Linked DNA regions of Homo sapiens: region 1 is linked to region 2. The links are chromatin loops, found by intact Hi-C in ENCODE. Cell type or tissue: breast epithelium. All regions are shown on one strand.

Evidence for each region. Hi-C counts contacts between places; a loop is a spot of excess contacts. Peaks named below come from ENCODE experiments on the same cell type or tissue, not always from the same donor. Only the 100,000 strongest peaks of a DNase experiment are listed, where the experiment ranks them.
Region 1: it touches region 2 in a loop (7-fold over the local background); 2 of 110 quality-filtered maps call a loop at or near these places.

Annotation. Positions count from the first base shown.
Region 1 is chr17:19,352,563-19,360,562 of GRCh38, forward strand. It overlaps B9D1 (B9 domain containing 1), which reads right to left. Exons shown (of 7, transcript NM_015681.6): 2 at 7,758-7,826; 3 at 5,278-5,389. Among named protein-coding and RNA genes, the nearest start is that of B9D1, 6.2 kb to the right of the region's middle. RefSeq lists an enhancer at 5,140-5,639. In breast epithelium, no CTCF peak of the experiment used is centred here; no DNase peak of the experiment used is centred here; H3K27ac peaks cover 1,362 bases.
Region 2 is chr17:19,258,551-19,266,550 of GRCh38, forward strand. The region is part of intron 1 of EPN2 (epsin 2); the gene reads left to right. Among named protein-coding and RNA genes, the nearest start is that of EPN2-IT1, 8.8 kb to the right of the region's middle. In breast epithelium, no CTCF peak of the experiment used is centred here; no DNase peak of the experiment used is centred here; H3K27ac peaks cover 2,154 bases.

The DNA of each region.
Region 1 (8,000 bases), 94 kb after region 2:
CCAGGCTGGAGTGCAATGGCATGATCTTGGCTCACTGCAACCTCCACCTCCCGGGTTCAAGTGATTGTCCTGCCTCAGCCTCCCGAGTAGCTGGAATTACAGGTACGTGCCACCATGCCTGGCTAATTTTGTATTTTTAGTAGAGACAGGGTTTCTCCATGTTGGCCAGGCTGGTCTCGAACTCCCGACCTCAGGGGATCCGCCCGCCTTGGCCTCCCAAAGTACTGGGATTACAGGCATGAGCCACTGCGCCCAGCCTATGCCTGGCTAATTTTTAATATTTTTAGTAGAGATGGGGTTTCACCATGTTGGCCAGGCTGGTCTCGAACTCCTGACATCAGGTGATCCACCCGTTTTGGCCTCCGAAAGTGCTGGGATTACAGGCGTGAGCCACCACACACAGCCTTCTTTTACTACTTCTTTTTTTTTTTTGAGATGGAGTCTCACTCTGTCGCCAGGCTGGAGTGTAGTGACGCGATCTCAGCTCACTGCTATCTCCACCTCCTGGGTTCAAGCGATTCCCCTGCCTCACCCTCCTGAGTAGCTGGGGCTACAGAAGCCCACCACCACACCTGGCTAATTTTTTGTATTTTAGTAGAGATGGGGTTTCACCATGTTGGCCAGGCTGGTCTTGAACTCCTGACCTCGTGATCCACCCGCCTCAGCCTCCCAAAATGCTGGGATTATAGGCATGAGCCACCGTACCCAGCCACTAATTTCTTAAGAGAGATGCTGAAATCATTAATTTTTCAGCCTATTTTCTTCTCTAACATGCATTTAAAATTACAAAATTGGTCAGGCGCAGTGCCTCAGGTCTGTAATCCCAGCACTTTGGGAGGCTGAGGTGGGTGGATCACCTGATGTCAGGAGTTGAGACCAGCCTGGCCAACATGGTGAAACCCCATCTCTAATAAAAACACAAAAAAAATCAGCTGGGCATAGTGGCAGGCGCCTGTAATCCCAGCTACTTGGGAGGGTGAGGCAGGAGAATCATTTGAACCCGGGAGGCAGGTTTGCAGTGAGCCAAGACCGCCCGCCATTGCACTCCAGCCTGGGCAACAAAAACGAGACTTCATTTCAAAAAATAAATAAATACGACCAGGCATGGTGGCTCACGCCTGTAATCCCAGCCCTTTGGGAGGCCGAGGTGGGCGGATCATTTGAGGTCAGGAGTTCGAGACCAGCATGACCAACATGGAAAAATCCTGTCTCTACTAAAAATACAAAATTAGCCGGGCGTGGTGGTACATGCCTGTAATCCCAGCTACTAAGGAGGCTGAGGCAGGAGAATCGGTTGAACTCAGGAGCAGGAGGTTGCAGTGAGCCGAGATCGTGCCATTGCACTCCTGCCTGGGCAACAAGAGCAAAACTCTGTCTCAAAAAATTAAATAAATAAATAAAAATTAAAAATAAAATAAAATGACAAAATTTCCCTCTATCCATGACTTTAACTGCCCCCTGCAAATTCAAATAGCTCAGTATTTTTATTATCATTCAATTCAAAATTCCATTATTCCATCAGTATTTCTTCTTTGACATATGGGTTGTTTTTAGAAGTTATTTTCTTATTTTTCAAACATATGGAGATTTTTCTCATTATCCTTGCTATTGGTCCCTAGCTTAAGTTCACTGTGGTCAAAGAAAATACTCCACTCCTCCTGAAAAGCTAAAAGAATTCCAATGTACTGGCGCTGACTCACTACCGGATCACCACTGACAGCTGAGTCTACTTGCTTTACTGCCTCTCCCCATGCCTCAGTCAACTCTTCCTACTTGTGAGGAATTTCAAAGTAAATCACAGATCTCTGGACACTTTCCCCAAAATACTTCACTATGCATGTCAGCAAATAGAGCTCAATATTTGTTCACAGTTCTTTTGAGATAAAATTTATGCATAATGAAACATAAATCTTAAAGTGTACTATTCAATGGATTTTGACAAATGCATACATCTGTGTACTAGCTGCTTTCAAGATTTTCTTTTTGGCTGGGTGCAGTGGCTCATGCCTGTAATCTCAGCACTTTGGGAGGCTGAGGTGGCTGGATCATGAGGTCAGGAGTTCAAGACCAGCCTGGCCAAAATGGTGAAACCCCATCTCTACTAAAAATACAAAAATTAGCCAGGCATGGTGGCAGGCACCTGTAATCCCCAGCTACTCAGGAGGCTGAGGCGGAGAATTGCTTGAACCTGGGAGGCGGAGGTTGCAGTGAGCCGAGATCGCGCCACTGCACTACAGCCTGGGTGACAGAGCAAGACTCCGTCTCGAAAAAAAGAGAAAAAAAAGATTTTCTTTTTGTCTTTGGTTTTCAACTGTTTGATTATCATGCACCTAGGGGTGGGTTTCTTCCATTTATCCTGCTTGAGTTTTGTCTTCTTGAATTTGTGGCTTGATGTCTCTCATCATTTTTGAAAAGAATTGTAGCTATTTATCCCTTCCAATATTGTCTCCAGCTTGTCCTCTCCCCCTCCTTCCAGGATTCCAATTCCATATGGCAGACTTTCAGTATTCTCTGTCTCCTACCTTCTCATCTATATTTTCTATTCTTGGGTTTCACTGTAGATATTTTCCTTTGACCTTTCAGTATATAGTTATCTCTTCAGCTGTGTTTAATCTGCTGAATTCCTGCTTTTGGTTATCATATTTTTCAATTCTAGAATTTCTATTACAATGTTTAAAAAATATGGCCAGGCATGGGGCTCAAGCCTGTAACACCAGAACTTTCTTAGGCCAAGGTGGGAGGATTGCCTGAGCTCAGGAGTTCAAGACCAGCCTGGCCAACATGGTGAAACCCTGTATCTACTAAAAATACAAAAAATTAGCCGGACATGGTGGTGCATGCCTGTAGTCCCAGCTACTGGGGAGGCTGAGGCATAAGAATCGCTTGAATCCAGGAGGTAGAGGTTGCAATGAGCTGAAATGGCGCCACTTTACTCAGAAAGACAGAGCAAGACTCTGTCTGCAATTAAAAAAAAAAAAAAAAATCGGCTGGGCGTGGTGGCTCACGCCTGTAATCCCAGCACTTTGGGAGGCTGAGGCGGGCAGATCACGAGGTCAGGAGATCGAGACCATCCTGGCTAACACGGTGAAACCCCGTCTCTACTAAAAATACAAAAAAAAAAATTAGCCGGGCACGGTGGTGGGTGCCTGTAGTCCCAGCTACTCGAGAGGCTGAGGCAGGAGAATGGCATGAACCCAGGAGGCAGAGCTTGCAGTGAGCTGAGATCGTGCCACTGCACTCCAGCCTGGGCAACAGAGCAAGACTCAGTCTCAAAAAAAAAAGTCAGGCTTCCTAGTTCTCTGCCATAATTCTCAGTCTGTTTTATCTCTTTTGATCATAGTAAAAATATATCTGACAATTTCAGTGTCTAGAGATTCTGTTTATCTCTATTGCTTTATTGCCTTATTTTTGCTGGTTATCATTTATGTTGTCTTGGTTCTTGTGTGCCTCATTATATGCCAGATACTACATTTGAAAAAATATATAGAAATAATTTTATGTCTATGAGATGTTATCTTTCTCCAAAGAGTTTTCTTTCTTTTTTTTTGAGACAGGGTCTCACTTTGTCACCCAGGCTGGAGTGCAGTGGCATAATCTCTGCTCACTGCAGCCTCGACCTCCTAGGCTCCAGCGATCCTTCTGCCTCAGCCCCCCAAGTAGCTAAGATTACAGGCGCCCACCCCCATGCCAAGCTAATTTTCGTATTTTTAGTAGAGAGAGATTTTTGCCATATTGCCCAGGCTGGTCTTAAACTCCTGAGCTCAGGCGATCTGCCTGCCTCAGCCTCCCAAAGTGCTGGAATTACAGGCATGAGCCACCATGCCCAGCCCAAAGAGGTTTCTAATTTGTTTTTGTCAGGTGCCTTGGTGTAACAATCTTGGAGCTGAATAGAAGAATCAGGAGGTTGAAATCATCAGGGGCTGAGCTGAAATCCCTGTGAGGCTGCTCTGCTTCCATCTCTCCCTTATTCCTAGGGCAGCTCTTTGAGGTCTTAACCCAGTTGGTGAGATTTACCTGAGGCCCTCCTCCCAACCCCTTGGAAGGCTCTGAACATCAGTTTTTTTGTGTCCTGGACCCAGAGAGGCTGTCAAAAGTCTTGATCAGTCTCTCAATCACCTCTATTGAAATCAGCAAACACTCCCAGAGGAGATGGGATTGGGGTAACCTCTCTGGATTTCTGTTCTCCTGGATCTTGCCTGGTAAATCTCTTCTACTTTGCTAGCTCTCTGATGCCTCTGAGGTAGTTGCTTTTTGTTTTTGCTTTTGTGTATTACATTTACCTCTCCTACCTGTCCTCGGCAGGAGGAGGTTCGTCCAGTACCTACAGTACCTATTGCACTGTTCCAGGAAGTCTATTGAAACTTCCTACTCATGGATGATGACAGCAGGATGGAATTCCCTGCTCAGGAGGACCACCAAGCATTTTCTGCTCCAGACCCTCCACACCGTGGTAAGCCTAGGCCCAGGCCACGTGCAGTAGAAAGGCCTAGATTGTGAAATCAGATGGGCCTGAATTAAAATCCACACTTGGTCACTAGATGTAAAGCAGAAGGCAAATGATGTCAATTTTGAGTGTCAGTTTCCTTATATGGGAAAAGAAATGGAGAGAAATCTCTCCAGCAGGTATGATTGGGAAGCTCGGATAAGTCCACACAGTGAAAGTATTCATAGTCCCCATGGAGACTAAGCCCAGGCTTTGTGCACAGTAGGCACTTATGAAGTGCAAGTGAACAATCAGAATGGTTAATAACCACCAGCCAAGGTAGAAAGTAAGCAATGCCAGCCAGGAAGCCCTTGGGAAAGAGGTTAGACATAGGACGTGGGAATGGTATCCAGACAGATGGATCGGCATGAATAAAGCTCAGATGAAGAAAGTTGAGGGACTAGCACAGGAGGAGAAAGTGCCAGGGTCTAGCCGGAACACAACACGCCATGGGAAGTCAGCAGGCACAGAGTCAGGCCTCCAGGCCAAACAGCCACAGTCCTGCATGCCAGGGTGGGGAGCCTGCCTTTTACAGGCGTGGCCACTAGCCCTGATGCACTCTGAACTTCCAGAAGGCCAGCTGCACAGCCTGTAGCAGATGAAGGGGGTGAGTGGGGATGAGGAAGAAGAGGAGGGAAAGGGACAGATGGCGAGAGAGAACGTTGAGGGCTGCTTCAAGAGCCCAGGTGACAATCTGAATGTGAACAGTCATGGGCTGGATGAGGCAGAGGCTGTCTTGGGGGTGCTGTGTGAAAGCTCTGCCACCCTACCCCACAGGGCCCCTGCAGACTCACAGCCGTAGGGGTTGGTGCTTTTAAAGGTGACATCAATGGGGAAGTTCCACACCAGTGCTTGCCGCACATCTTGGCTCTTGGATGTGATCTGTGAGATCCCCTCCTCCAGACCCTGTGAGGACAGTGACACAGACGGCTGGATTCAGAGCAGAGCCAAGCTGCTGCGGCTCCTCCCCTTACCTTCAGCAGGCAGTTGGGAGGGCTGTTTTCTCAGCTGTCTTCTCCCAAGACACGAACTTCCAAACAAAGGGGACTAAGAGATGATGGAGTACCTCTTTAAGTCTGGTACTTTAACGCCGTAGCTTGACAACCCTGGGAGGCCAGCCACTCTCCCGGGCACAAGGGCACTAGATCTGGTCCCAAGCTCTTGCCCCACTGAAGGAATGGTCCAGCATGCTTACACTCTCCTGCATCCCCACCCTCACCTGAGTATCCCCATCCTCACCTGAGTATCCCCATCGGTAAATACGTAAATGTGTTTTCTCCATCAAAAATAGTCCTCTTTCAACTCTGCGGCTTCTTCCACCCACCAACCCTTTCTCTGCTCCCTTTATAGCAAAACTGCCTCAAAGAGCTGCCACACTCACCGGCTCCAATTCCTCCCCTGCTATTCTTTTGTGACCCCACTCCAATGTGACTGCTGGCTCCAGCACTCTACCAAAGGGTTTTCTCCATTAATGCCCGTGACCAACATTGCTAGATCCAATGGTCATTTCTCTATCCTCGTGTTACTTGACCCATCAGCAGCACCTGATGCAGCTGCTTACTCCTTGATACACTGTCTTCCCTTGGCTTCTGGGTCTCTCCACTGCACAGGGTGGCCCCTGCTCAGTGGCTCTTGCTGGTTCCTTCTCAGTGTTGCCGTCCTAAGGCTGCATCTTTGGCCAGCTCCTCTACCTGTACTTGGTGATCTCATCCATCTCATGGCTTTCAATGTGCTCTAGATGTCGATGATTCCCAAATTTATGTCTCCAGCCTGGTCCTTGCCTCTGCACTCTGGATCAGCACCTCCTCTTGGATATCCAGTGGGTGCCTCAACCTTAACCCACACCAGGCTGAGCTCCAGGTAGCTCTCCCCAATCTGTTCTTCTCACTGAAAGGCAGCTGCCTACTTCTAAGTGCTCAGGCTAAAAGCCCTGCTGTGAATCCTAACTCCTCCTTCTCTCAGACCTCACATCCATCAAAAGAACCCAGCGGCTCTATCTTCAGAATATACTTGCAGTCCAGCCCCTCCCACCACCCCACTGCCACTGCCCTCCTCTCCCATCTCCACTGCTGTCAGAGCCAACTGGGCTGCCTGCTCTTGCCCTTTCCCCCCGAGTCTATCCTTGTCGTAGAAGCCAGGGAATCTTCTAAAAACATAAGTCAGATCACTTTCTCTGCTGAAAGTTCTCCAGTGGGATCCCATCTCCCTTTGAGTAAAGGTCACAGTCCTTACTCTGACAAGACCTGCCCAGGTGCCTCTCTGCTCCAGCCACTCTCCTGCTGGCTCGCTCTCCAGTGGCCACACAGCCTCCTTGCTGGTCCTCAAACATGCCAGGCAAGCTCCTGCTCCAGGGCCTTTGCACTCTCTGCTGTTTCTGCCTGGACAGTTCTCACGGGTTTCCACATGGCTTGTTCCCTCACTTCCTTCAGGTCTTTCCTCAAAAGTTACTTTCTCGGCAAGGCCCTCCCTGGCAGCCTTAGCGAGATCGCAGCCTCCTTCTCATCACTCATCCCTGTCACTTCCTGGCTTGGTCTCCCCTCACACTTCTGGCTTACTAACATCCTAGAATATGCACTCCTTATTATCTGACCCCCCAGCAAGAACGTGCGCTCCGGGAAGGCAGGGTCTTCTGGTTTGGCTTTGCTCACCCCTGCATCCCCAGCACCCAGAAGACAATCAATAAAGGGAAAAGAAGGATTATCATCTCAGTTGTACAAATGAGGAAACTGAGGCTCAGAGAGCTTAAATAAGTTCAGTCTCCTTTTCTTAAACTGCTATGAAGATGAAACAAGTGCTTTGCAAACAGCAGAGCACAGAGCGGGCTGAAGTTGTCACCACAGTCCCTCACCTGGTGGAGGCAAGCTACCCCTTGGGAAGTCCTGGAAGGAGAGCTCCTACTCTGTCTTTTTACTCCAGGTCCTCCCCACTGGCTGAGGAGAGGCCAAATGGTGAGCGGACTGGCCAGAGTGTCCACAGCTCAGCCACGTCCAGGCTGGCTCACTGGGGCCTGCCTCCTACTGCAGGTGTTGCTCTTTGCTGCCCCGGGGAAGCTCACAGGGTAGGGCTTCTGAGTGCAGTCTTGGTGGATGGATCAGGGAGTCCAACCATGGCTGTGTCCTCTGCTCCCGCTTTACCAGGAACACTCATGTTTGGGTTCCCCTGAACTCAGTCTCTACCTCTTAACTTGTTCTGAATGGGGAGGGGAAGGATATGACACCTTCAGAAACCCCAAAAGTCATGAAGGCGGTAAGGGAGGCCCAAGAGTCCAGCTTACCGCTGTGGGGGCCCAGTCCTGGCCGTACACAAAGCAGTACTTGCAGTAGAGGTCATCATACTCTGGAAACTGAAAAAAGCACAGACAGATTCTGTCGACTGGTATTCATGCTGAGGCCAATGCATTTGCTAGGCAGGTGCAGCCAAGGGGAATTCTGAACGTGAGACACCTGGGAGTGGGTCTAAGAGACGGCTGGAGATGTGTTCAGAGGAGAGGCTGAGGACCAAGAAGCGGGAGTCCACG
Region 2 (8,000 bases):
TTATTGCCTCTCTTTTCAGGAGTTTTCAGAAGGGAAAACAGGCCAATTCCTCAGGAAATGTGTTTGCCTGAGACTCAGCAGCTAACTGTGATTTAACCTAGAGAGCTAGTCCAGGCTGTGGGTCTAGCCAGTGTCTAGTAATTTCCTTCTGGGGGCCCTTGGCGTCGATGCTGCGTGTGGACAGCGCGGTTTGTGAGACCCTGTGAGCAGGGTTCCCACACAGGGAAAGGTCTCTGGTTCCCTGCCCACTGGTGTTAGGCCCACCTGACTGGTCACAGAGCCAACCCCAGCCTTCCCACAAGAGTGCAGCCACAGGGGTGAGACCGCTGTGTCAATGAGTCTAGCCGACGGCCCACCACGTGTGTGGCCCATACACATTGGAAGTCTATGTGTGTGCCACATCATATTACCAACTGGTGGATATTTAAGAAATCCATTTGATAGAATTAAAAGGCTACTGTGAAGGAATCTTTTTTCCATTTGGAAGAAAAAATCAGTTTATAATTTGGAATGGGGAAACAAATATTATCTGCCTTCAAAGAAAAAAATTCATTATATAACATAGCGGCTGCTGAATCAAGTCTTGGAAATTTGTGATTTTTTGAAAACCGCCCTATAAGGCTTATGGAAATACAATTTGGAATCCATTAGCTTCAGGTGTTTCTCCTTTTGGTGATAGGGAAACATGGTTTTGCTGCTGTTTTTGTCAAATGTGAGAGTCGTAGGTTATTGATCTGGCATCTTTTGAGTGTTGGGTCTTTTTTTTTTTTTTTTTTTTTTGAGATGGAGTCTCATTCTGTCACCCAGGCTGGAGTGCAGTGGCACGATCTCGGCTCACTGCAAGCTCCACCTCCCGGGTTCACACCATTTTCCTGCCTCAGCCTCCTGAGTAGCTGGCACTACAGGCGCCTGCCACCACGCCTGGCTAACTTTTTGTATTTTTAGTAGAGACGGGGTTTCACCGTGTTAGCCAGGATGGTCTCAATCTCCTGACCTTGTGATCTGCCCGCCTCGGCCTCCCAAAGTGCTGGGTTTACAGGCATGAGCCACAGCGCCCGGCTGAGTATTGGGTCTTTAGGGGTCAAAACTTTTGATCTTTGCTTGCAGTTTTTGTTTTTTTCTCTTTTACACTCTCCCTGTTCCCTGATTAAATGAAGGCCAGGCTTGCCTAGTTCCAGGGAAAAGGCCAAGGGTGCCTAGAGCAAGGTGGATGGGACTTTGTTCGCAGATGGGCCTTGAGAGAGCGACCCCTCGCTCCTAAATGCCCGGAGGAAGGGACGGACTTCTTTATCTTTACCATGGGTATTCTGCCTTACTGCTTTGGCCTGTGGCGTTTCTTCACTTGCTTTTCCTCATTTTGCTTGGAATGTGCTTTGCCTGTTGCATACCCACCTCGTCTGCCCCCTTGCACACTCCATGGCTGGCCTAAAAGCCCAGTCTGCTGTCCTGTGCCCTTTAGACTTCCACTGTAGGATTATGTTTCCACACTCCCTGTGGACTGTGCCACTGGAGCTCTCTGCAGACAGGGACTGTGTCAGGTTGACCTCCATCCTTCAGCACCAGCCCAGTGCCTGGCAGGTAGCAGGAAAGCAGAAGCTGAGGAAGGACTTGCTGCACAAGTGGATGCCAGGAGCTCTGGTTCTTCCCTTCTTGAATCTGCTACCTTATGATGGGAGGGACACAGGGCTGTGCTGGATTTGTGCACGATGCTTTGGACAGCCCATGGGAGAGGGCCAGGAGGAAGGAAACCCAGACTGAGTGGATAGCAGGCTGGATGGGGGCATTGACAGTGGGGGAAGCATTAAAGGCCATTTATAGCCTTCCAAATGTGAAGCTGGAGGGGCCTGGAAGAGAGTCACAGAAAGGAAGGGACAGACGCGGGACGGTGCAGGGTCCCTGCCCTCCAGCTTCACAGGTCTTGGTAATGGGCTCTTACACGGGTTGGTGGCGGAAGGACACAGGTGGACCTGGGCTGGTGGTCACTCCTGGGCTGCTCTTGGCCCTGGCATCTGAGACCTGTTGGCCAAAGGCTTTGATGTGGCTCTGGTATTTTTTCTTTTTTTTGAGAATGGAACTTTTTTTTTTTTTAATGAAATGCTCTTTTGAATAGGCAATACAGTCACGTTTCTAAAATGAAAATATATTAAAATATATTTTAAGAAATTTTGCCCCTCACTCCTGATCTCATCTCTGTCCTCCCTCCTCCCTGGTAACCACCTGTAGCAGTTTGAATACCCTTCTAGTTTTTCTTAATGCAAGTACAGCAAACACAAATTGTGTATTATTATTTCTCCCTTTTCAGTAAATGAAAGATAGCATTCTGTGTGTACTGTTCTTCATCTTGTGCTTTTTTTAACTTATTGTAGAGATTTTTCCATATCAGTGCATGGAGAATGGTTGTCATTCTCTTTCAGCTGTGTTGCACTGTGAAGTTGTCCCTGTTTGAATACTCACCCCTGAGGAAAGGCACCTGGCTGTTTCCAGCTTGTTTCATGACATGCCGGCGACAGTTGTCTCACGTGCACATCGTTTCCCACATTGCAGTGGTCCTGCAGGGTGGCATCCCGCAGGCACATTGCTGAGTCAAAGAGGAAACACAGTTGTAATTTTGACAGATTTTGCCCAGTTGCCCTCTACAGGGCTTGTTCCATGTTGCACTCCCACTGGCGGTGTTGATGCCTGATTCCCCACTGACTCGTCAACACAAGGTGTAGTCAAATGCTTGGAGTTCTGCCAGCCTGACACTTGTAAATAATATCTCAGTATAGTTTTAATTTGTATTTTTCTGAAGAGGAGCTGATCATGTTGTCATATGTTTAAGGACCATTTATAGTTTTCTGTGGACAGTTCTTCGATTTTTCTCTTGGGTTATTGGTTTTTTCTCAATTTCTGAAGGTGTTTTTTATATTTTTGGAAGGTTAGTTCATTGTCTTATGAGTTATAAATTTTTTTCAGGCTAGGAATTATTCTGATCTAGGCAGAGTCTTTAAATAATTCTATTCCTCCCCTTCCCTCTGCCCCATCTCCTTATGTTTGAAGATTTGGACAGTGGCTTTGGGACAGAACCACACCTTTGGCTTCCTTCCAGGATTTAAGTTAATTGGCCTTAGACACATTTTCGGTATGAACTTATGATAGCGTGGATGTGTTTGAGGTGTATCAGGATGGGCTACATGATGTGAGAACAGCCAACCCTCTCACCTCAGTGGCCTAACAGCAGAGGCTCATTTCTTTTTCATGGGGCATGTCCAGTGTATGTAGTCAGGAGACTTCACTCATAGTCACTCATGAACCTAGGATGATGGTGGCACAAGCTTTTTGTTTTGTCTTATTTTGTTTTGTTAACAGTTTTATTGGCTGGGAGTGGTGGCTCACACCTGTAATCCCAGGACTTTGGGAGGCCAAGGTGGGTGTATCACTTGAGGTCAGGAGTTCGAGACCAGCCTGGCCAACGTGGTGAAACCCATCTCTACTAAAAATACAAAAATCAGCCAGGCATGGTGGCGCATCCCTGTAGTCCCAGCTACTTGGGAGGCTGAGGCAGGAGAATTGCTTGAACCCAGGAGGCAGAGGTTGCAATGAGCTGAGATTGTGCCACTGCACTCCAGCCTGAGCAACAGAGCAAGACTCCATCTAAAAAAAAACAGGCCAGGTGCAGTGGCTCATGCCTGCAATCCCAGCACTTTGGGAGGCCAAGGCGGGCGGACCACCTGAGGTCGGGAGTTCAAGACCAGCCTGACCAACATGGAGAAACCCTGTCTCTACTAAAAATACAAAATTAGCTGGGTGTAGTGGCACATGCCTGTAATCCCAGCTACTTAGGAGGCTGAGGCAGGAGAATCGCTTGGACCCAGGAGGCGGAGGTTGCCGTGAGCCGAGATCACACCACTGCACTCCAGCCTGGGCAACAGGAGCGTTAAAACTCCATCTCAAAAACAAAACAAAACAAAACAAAAACAGTTTTATTGATGCATAATTTATTTGCCATGCAATAAAGTTCACCATCAGCATAATCTTATTTTAGAACATTTTATTACCCCCAAAAGCAACCCTGTACCCATTAAGCAGTCATTTCCCCTCCCATTCTCTCCAGCCCCTGGCAACTGCAATAAAGTTCACCATCAGCATAATCTTATTTTAGAACATTTTATTACCCCCAAAAGCAACCCTGTACCCATTAAGCAGTCATTTCCCCTCCCATTCTCTCCAGCCCCTGGCAACTATCAGTCTGCTTTCTGTCTCTGTGGATTTGCCTGTTCTGGACATTCCACATAAATGGAGTCATACAGTGTGTGGGCTTTTGTGTTTGGCTTCTTACATTCAGTGTAATGTTGTCGAGGTTCATCCATATGGTAGAATGGGCCAGAACTTCCTTTTTAAGGCTGAATAATATTCCATTGTGTGGATAGATCACATGTTGTTGATCTGTTCATCAATTGGACAAAGTTGTTTCCAGTCTTTGGCAGTCGTGAGTAACACAGCTGTGAACATGGTACATGAGTCCCTGTGTAGACATGCTTTCCTGTCTCTGGATAGATAAGGAGGCTCCATCCTGACATAGGCACCCACTGTCACCACCGCAGGGAATGTGGCACCTGCCTTTTACTGTTCAGCAGAGAGTGACACACATCATTTCTATCTCATCTCATTGCCGTGCCATGGCTGACTTCAGAGGAGGTGGGAAAATGCACTTCTGTCATAGGCCTAGAAGTGGGTGAACTGGAAATACTTGGTGACTAGGATCAGTACTTTAGAAGAGAAGAGAAGTGGGGCCCATCCCTGGGGCCCATGAGAGTGGTTTTGTTTGGACAAGTCATTCCGGAAAGCGTTCACTAGTAAGGAGGGAGTTCCAGGATAGAAATTACGTGGGTTGGCCTTGAAAGCTGGTTGGTGGAAAAACCTCACATCTTCCAAGGAGCGTCTTAGATGGGTATGATGATATTGGAACAGAGAAGGGCAACCACATAGAAGTAATATAAGTAGAATGGAGGTTTAGGATTGAGCACTTCTGAGTTTCACAGGAGGCATTGTGGCTGAGAGCTTCATCCCAGTTCTGTGATTTGCTGTATGTTATCCTCTCTCTTGTGTAATGCCTGCCTTGCAAAAGTGCAGCAAGATCAGTGCCATGAAACCCCTGGGTCAGTGCCTGGCACATGGTAGGCATTCAGTAAATTATAGCTGTCACCTTGGTGCATTTGACCAGCAGCAGCTGAGTCTGCAGTCACTGAGTCACCAGACCTGGCCTTCCTGAGGCCTTGGGCTTATGTTTTCCTTGTGAGGCATAAATATGCTGAAGAACATCCCTGTTTTCTTGGCCTGGTCCTCCCTGTGGTGGCTGAAGGAAAGAGGGGGGCTGGAGCGAGAAGGGGGGTTAGGGGCATGGATGTAGCCAGTGTATATTTGGAGGGCAAGTAAACAGTTCTTCCTTGGCCTCTCGGCACAAGTTTCTAAAGTAGAGCGATTTCTGAGTTTAGGAGCAGCTGGGCAGATCTGCACACGCACCCAGTTGTCAGTGCTGGAAACGCGCCCCTTTATTATTATTTTTCTAAACAAAGCAGGACAATGGCAGTGTAAACATTGTTTGAACAAAAAGCATTTGGCCAATGGAGATAAAACCAAAAGGAAAATAACAACTTTGATTTCCTTTTGGTTTTGTGTTTTGACATTTGGTAGCATACTTCTAATCTTTTAGGAATTATAAAAATTATATGGTTTGCGAACTCCAGTTTGTTTATGCTGTTAAATTTAGTGCGAAGTAAACTAAAAAATTCCCCTCCTGTTGGGATGTCAGCTTGCTCCCATTTTTGTTTTTCTTTGAGAGGCATGGTCAAAGGACCAGTGGGACCTGAAGAGGGCCCGTCAAAAGCATGTGAGGCATGTGGGGAAACCTGTAGTGAAGCAGAAAGTGCAGCCTTATTTCCTACAGCTCTCTCATGTTCCTTATCTTGCTGATTCTCGCTGGCTGCCATTTCCATTTTACAAATGAGGAAACTAAACTGAGATTCAGTGAGGTGACTAAAAGGTGCTGGGTAGAGCAGTGATCTTTTCATTCTGCCAGGTAGTTATTTTAAAACTTACCAATATTCATAGGCCATGTTTTATGTTCAGTGAGGGCATTTGTGGTTTGGTAAGGGTGTAGAGAGGATCAGAGAGCTTGGAGGAAGGGAGAGAGAAAGGGGGGAGTGTGTGAGCAGGTGGGGCTGGACTCGGTGCCCTGTAGAGTCATTCATTCTTGCAGCAGATGTGTGCCAGGCACTGTGCCAGGCCCAGCATGCAGCATCAAGGAGACAGTCGGGGTCTCTGTCCCTTGAGAGCCTGCAGTCCAGAGGTCGTGGGAGGAAGGAAGGAGGGTGGAGGGAAAGCCGGAAGCCCAGGCGAGCTCCAAGGCCTCTGGCTCAGTCAGCTGGGCAGCAGGTGGTGGATCCTGGGCAGAGCATCCCTGGAGGGAAGGAGAAGGGGGCAGGTGTGGAGCTGGGGATGATAGGTTCGGTTTTGTCCTGAAACTGGAGGGGAAGGTGGCATGGTGCAGAGGTGTGTACCAGTGACCAAGAAGGTCCGGTGGCCAGGCATGGTGGCTCACACTTACAATCTCAGCACTTTGGGATGCCGAGACAGGAGGATTGCTTGAGCCCAGGAGTTCGAGACCAGCCTGGCCAACATAGGGAAACCCCATCTCTACAAAAAATAATAAGCTGGGCTTGATGGTGCACACCTGTACTTAGGAGACTGAGGTAAGAGAATCACTTGTGCCTGGGAGGTCCAGGCTGTAATCAGCTATGATTGTGCTACTGTACTCCATCTTGGGTGACAGTGAGACCCTTTCTCAGGAAAAAAAAAAAAAAGAACGTCTAGGAAGTTACATGCGGTCTCACACAAAGGTGTCTGAACTATTCGTTGGTGGTCATTAGAAGGTGAAGACACTTCCCAAGCATGCACTGCTCTGCATGGGGCAGAAAGGCATGATCTCTTCATTCTCTGCTTCCCTGGCACTGGATGGTTCTCTTGTGTCCCTGCCCTGCTCTTGGCCCTTTCTTGGACTTGGCCGATGTCTACTTGCCTCCTCCTTAATTGCATTCTTGTCCCCATCTTCCTCTGCTCTCTCTCTCTCCCTTATGCCTCTCACCTGCTCCTCTGAGATGAACATGTTGGCCACAGTGCCCCTCCTGTGCCCTGGTCCTGGGCACCAGCTCCACTAGGCCATTTTCATTCTCCTCCAGGCCTGTCCTGCCAGCACCTCCAGCCATGTTTGTTTGAAATAAAACTAAGTATGCTGCCTCCTGCCTTCGTCTGGAACCTCTCCACCTTCCCTTTCTGTTAAGGGTGACTCCGTCCTCCTGGCTATTCCACCCCTTCTACCCCACCCACACTGACATTTGGTCATCAGGGTTCATGTTTCCACTCTGTTTATGTCCATCACCTTCCTTTCCCATTCCCCCGCAGCTGGATTCAGGCTCTGGACTCTGCTCATTGTGTTGTGTGGCTTCTCAGTCGTCTTTCTGTCTTCCTACTTCCGCCTCTGCCCTAATCCTTTCTCCCACTGCTGCTTGATCAAGATTCAGAAATACCATCCTGAAGACGTGAGTTCCCTGCTCCAAACAAAAATAAAAAATCAACCTTAGTAGCTTTGCCTTCCCCAGTATTTCCCAACATAATTTTAAGTGGCATACAGTTGAATGTTCTTAGTTTTAATCTTTGTCTTAGAAATGCCATAGTATTTTGGCAGTTCCTCAAAAGTTAAACGTGTAGTTACCATATGACCCAGCAGCTTCACTCCTCAGTATATACCCAGGAGAACTGAAAACTTGTCCACACAAACACCCCATAGATGTCCATCTCAACATTATTATTTATTTTATTTTTTTTTTTTTTTGAGACGGAGTCTCGCTCTGTCGCCCAGGCTGGAGTGCAGTGGCGCGATCTTGGCCCACTGCAAGCTCCGCCTCCCGGGTTCGTGCCATTCTCCTGCCTCAGCCTCCGGAGTAGCTGAGACTACAGGCGCC